Linked DNA regions of Homo sapiens: region 1 is linked to region 2. A link is a loop called in an ENCODE intact Hi-C map of the cell type or tissue named here. Cell type or tissue: MCF 10A. All regions are shown on one strand.

Evidence for each region. A loop is a pair of places that touch in the nucleus more often than their neighbours do. Peaks named below come from ENCODE experiments on the same cell type or tissue, not always from the same donor. Only the 100,000 strongest peaks of a DNase experiment are listed, where the experiment ranks them.
Region 1: it touches region 2 in a loop (15-fold over the local background); 2 of 110 quality-filtered maps call a loop at or near these places.

What each region holds. Positions count from the first base shown.
Region 1 is chr4:175,329,083-175,331,582 of GRCh38, reverse strand. No RefSeq gene overlaps it. Among named protein-coding and RNA genes, the nearest start is that of ADAM29, 410 kb to the right of the region's middle. In MCF 10A, no CTCF peak of the experiment used is centred here; DNase peaks (open chromatin) are centred at 712 and 1,142.
Region 2 is chr4:175,418,534-175,421,033 of GRCh38, reverse strand. No RefSeq gene overlaps it. Among named protein-coding and RNA genes, the nearest start is that of GPM6A-DT, 370 kb to the left of the region's middle. In MCF 10A, no CTCF peak of the experiment used is centred here; a DNase peak (open chromatin) is centred at 1,453.

The DNA of each region.
Region 1 (2,500 bases), 89 kb after region 2:
CTTTTTACTCGTAGCAGGCCTAGCATTTTCTTAGTCAGTTTATGTTGTATCTTGGCACTTGGTATTAGCCTAGTGGCCAGAAGGGGAGGTGGGATAAGTCTTTAGGGGGATGATATTTATTGTACAAGCAGAGCCCTCTGCATCATCTTCAAGCAAGAAAGGACAGCAGAACCTTATCAGGCAGGAGTGGGCCATTTGTGCAGGCCCCAGTGTGTTCAAGGACATTAATTCAAATATCCCTTTCTCAAATCCCAGGCTTCCAGTCTTTCCCAGATAGGTTCTTGGAATAGCAGACTTGCTTGATATGAAAATTCAACCTCCTCTGAAGTGCTCTACCTTTCTAATTATGTCCTGGGCTTACTCCTCAGCTTTTCTCGCCCTCTGGCTACAGTGAATGAGAATCTTTTATATGCCTCCATGGAGGTCTTCTGACTCTCAGACCTTGTTTAAAATAGGTCATTGATCACTCTTAGCCTTTCCCTGTATTTCACAATGCATCAGTAGTACCCAGTGGCAGTATTCAGATTCCACGCTCCTTATAACTGCTACTGACTTCCTTGAAACTCAATTGCCTGAGTGATTGAACCATCAGTGCCTTCCCTTTCACCATGGTTCTATTCTAATTCACTACTGGTGAAAATTGAATGACTGTACTGCTATAGCATGTCCAGGCTCTCAGTATCTAGTGTCTGTGATGTGCTCTTCTTTGCCATTTCATTGTGGTCAGTGGGTGACTCAGCTTTACAGTAACCTTATAGAGTATACGTCATAAGATCACTCCTGAAAACTACCGTAGCATCTTGGATTTAAGGAAACAGACTCTAAATAGATACCTGTCTTCAGGGTGTTTATATGAGAAGGATCTCAGAAGCACTACCTATAAAAGAAGAGGAGAAGCAGGAGCAGAAAAAGAAAGAAGTTGACTTTTGATGTAGCTGCAAAAGAGGCCTGTGCTGCTTGCATGAGGAGCTCTGGCACCAAGATGGGCCTTCAGAGATGTCCCATGTTGAGGCAAGGGCTGAGCTTCTGCACCACCACACTGGCTGCATTTGATGGCCAGTGGAGGCATAACCTTGGGCATGCCATTTTGTTCAGGTGAAGCCAGTTCTCATGGAGAGAGTCAGCCTTCAGCAGCTAACATTCTTGGCACCCAGCAGAATGATTGCATCAGTCATGAAACACTGTGCTACATTCTTTTTTTTTTTTTTTTTTTTCTTGAGACAGAGTCTTGCTCAGTGGCCCAGGCTGGAGTGCAGTGGCATGATCTCCGCTTACGGCAACCTCCACCTCCCAGGTTCAAACAAAGGGTCTCCTACCTCAGCCTCCTGAGTAGCTGGGACCACAGGTGCGTGCCACCATGCCCAGCTAACTTTTGTGTTTTTAGTAGAGATGGGGTTTTGCCATGTTGGCCAGGTTGGTCTTGAACTCCTGACCTGTGATCCGCCCGCCTCAGCCTCCCAAAGAGTTGGGATGACAGGCGTGAGCCAGTGTGCCAGGCCTGTGCTACATTCTTTACAAATATAAACTCACATAATTTTTATAAGGACCCTTTGAGGTAGATTCCATCATTTTTCATATTTTACAGGTGAGGAATGCACAGAGAACTTAGGTAATTTGTCCAAGTGGATATGACTAAGAATTGTGGGAGCCAGGATTTGAATCCAGGCGGTTTAGCTCCCAGTTAACTGCAATATGTTTCCCTTAATGATTGCCTTTAAATTATTACATGGCATTTTGAGGATAAATTGGGATAACATATGTAAAGTACAGTCTACCATGCTTCAATATTCTAGAAGGTTAATGACTAGTAAATACTTATTTCAGTGTTCTACATTAACTTGCTAATTTTCTTGGTATAATATGAACAGTGAGCAGAAACTCTATTAAGGTGTGGGTGTGAAACAGCATTAGGGAATGGGCAGAAGCCTCATGAAGAGGTTTTTAAAATATACGCCTACCTGTTAAGTTTCAGCTGTGTTTCTCCTTGCACACTTGATTAGAAAGATGCAGAACTACCTATTTGTGGTGACCTGAAATAAAGACAGAGGCAATAATTGTTATCTGAAATGCAATGGATGATTATATAAGCTGCTGATTCTTGCTGTTGTCTACACAAAGAGAAAAAAATATTTTCAGGAAAAAATTTAAATTAAATTTTATTTACTTTCATAACACTTTTCATAGTTTGCTGTACTTCATATATGCCAAGTATTTTTTGTTGTTGTTGTTTTAGAGACAGAGTTTTACTCTTGTTGCTCAGGCTGGAGTACAATGGCACAGTCACGTCTCACTGCAACCTCCACCTCCAGGGTTCAAGTGATTCTCCTGCCTCAGCCTCCCAAGTAGCTGGGATTACAGTCGTGCACCACCATGCCCAGCTAATTTTTGTATTTTTAGTAGAGATGGGGTTTCACCATGTTGGCCAGGATGGTCTCGAACTCCTGACCTCAGGTGATCTGCCCACCTTGGCCTCCCAAAGTGCTGGTATTACAGGTATGAG
Region 2 (2,500 bases):
TAAGTTCATGGGTCCAAGTGCAGGTTTGTTACATAGGTAAACTTGTGTCATGAGGGTTTGTTGTACAGATTATTTCATCATCCAGGTATTAAGCCTAGTATCCATAGTCTAGATCCTTTCACCTTTCACCCTCCAAAGGGCCCCGGTGTGTGTTGTTCCCCTCTATGTGTCCATGTGTTCTCATCGTTTAGCTCCCACTTAAAAGTGAAATCATATGGTATTTGGTTTTCTGTTCCTGTGTTAGTTAGCTAAGAATAATGGCTTCCAGCTCCATCTATGTTCCTGCAAAGGACATGATCCTCTTCTTTTATATGGCTGCATAATATTCTGTGGTGTATGTGTACCACATTTTCTTTATCCAGTCTATCATTGATGGGCATTTAGGTTGATTCCATGTCTCTGCTATTGTGAATAGTGCTGCAATGAACATATGTGTGCATGCCTCTTTATAACAGAATGATTTATATTCCTTTGGGTGTATACCTGGTAACGGGATTGCCGGGTCGAATAGTATTGCTGCCTTTAGGTCTTTGAGGAATCATGACACTGTCTTCCACAATGGCTGAACTGATTTACACTCCCACCAACAGTGCATGTTTCTCATCTCTACCAATGTGCACTGATTTAGTACTAGATGTTTTCCATTTAGTAGAGGCGGCAAAAAGCATAGAAGAAGGGTGTGTTTTAGGATGTAGAAATATCAAAAGCTACTTAGATTTAATATCTGTGGGCTGAAACATGGTTAAAATGACAGTTTATCATTCATATGTAATGTCTTTTTGAAAAAAATCTCCACCATAAGGATAAATGTGATCAAGTATTTATTGTGTCAAGGAGGGTAATGTAGATACAAGCTTTCTATTTGTTTGCCAGAATCTTTTTAACCACTAAGAATTGTGATATGGAGATTGCAAATAGCAAAAGCTAATTTTCTGCATTCCTTCAAGTAATGTTCTTTTATTTTATTGTTTTGTCAAAGTCAGTGAATAGATATAGTTGTCACTTTTGCATAATGGTAGATGGTATTTCTGAACTTGCTACTGCTATCCTTATAACCCTAGCAACCGAAAACAAAAGTTATAATATTTTAGCTTCTTGTATGCTGTTGAAAAATAAATATGACAGACACATAGTATTAAAAAAATGACCCACATAAGAGGACTCGTTTAGGGTCCAGAATTCTTTTTGCCTCAAAGACAAATCTGAGCAAATAACACAGCAGGTAGATCTTGCTCTAGGAATAATTATTTCTAAAAACAAAAAAGAAATACTAATCAGTGGGCTGTGGGTGGGGATGGAAATAGCATTAAAATGCTCTACATTCTTCAGAAGTTACAAACTGCCTTCGATGCTGGAAAGCACACATAGTTACATCCCATTTCATCAGATCCATTTGTATTACTCAAGATTTTCTCACAGACACACTCAGAATAATGTTTGTCCAAATGTTTGGGCACTCTGTGACTCAGTCAGGCTGACACAGAAAATTGACCATGTAAGGAGGAAAAAAAAAATGTTCTCTGTAGCAAACTGTGTTGGAATTGTCAAGGACAAAAGGGATTCATGTTTCCCACCCCTACAACAGTAGCTTCACATCCCACTCTGACTCCCATCCCACCAATTTAAACTGCTTGTGAGAGGGGCAAATCACAGTTGCATCCCATGACATACAGAGCTTAAGCATTACTCCCTTACACAAGGGTTTGCTGATGTGTTAAATTCAGGTTAGGCATGACGTACATGATTCTGATGTAGTCATTCTGTATGTTACTATGTCCACAATCACAGCAATTATTACAATTGCCTGCTACTTATCTGTGTTTTCCTTAGATGGCAAATATTAGGGGTGGTGACAAGGTCTGTATTTTCATTATGATATACCCAGTGCCTGGTGTTTAATAAGAAATGTTCAATAAGGTTGGAACAAAGGAAGGAAAACATAGATAGGTTGATCCAGAAATGAAAATGAATGTTAACAATGGCAAAAGAGCTAAGCATATGGGAATATTTAAAAATTGGTCAGAAAAATATAGTATCATTGGCTTGAGATTGGTGAATACCAAAGAGTAAGACATTATTATAATAGAGGTATATATTTTGGGAAACACAGGGAAGGAAGGATAAAATGAAAACAGTTCTTTATGAGCTGAATTTTATGGAATACTTTTAAACCTCTTTGATCTGTTCTCAAAACTAACAGACTTAATTGAATTTTGTGAACTCCTGTTGGCCTTTTGGTCTTCAAGTTTTTTCTTGATTATTGCCTCATTGTTGAATGAAGATGAACCTCCTGTCGAGGGGTTACTTTTATAATGTAGGGTATTAGAGGGGTCAGGCTTGGGTCAGAAAGATTGGTAATTGCAAAAGTATGGGCTGCTGGATTAGAAGGGATGATTATTAGAGTCGATCATTTTGAGGCGTTGGGGAAATTTTACATGCAGTTTCTAACCTCAAAATTCTTTTTAAAAATGTTTTATTATATATTGGACTATTATAGTTG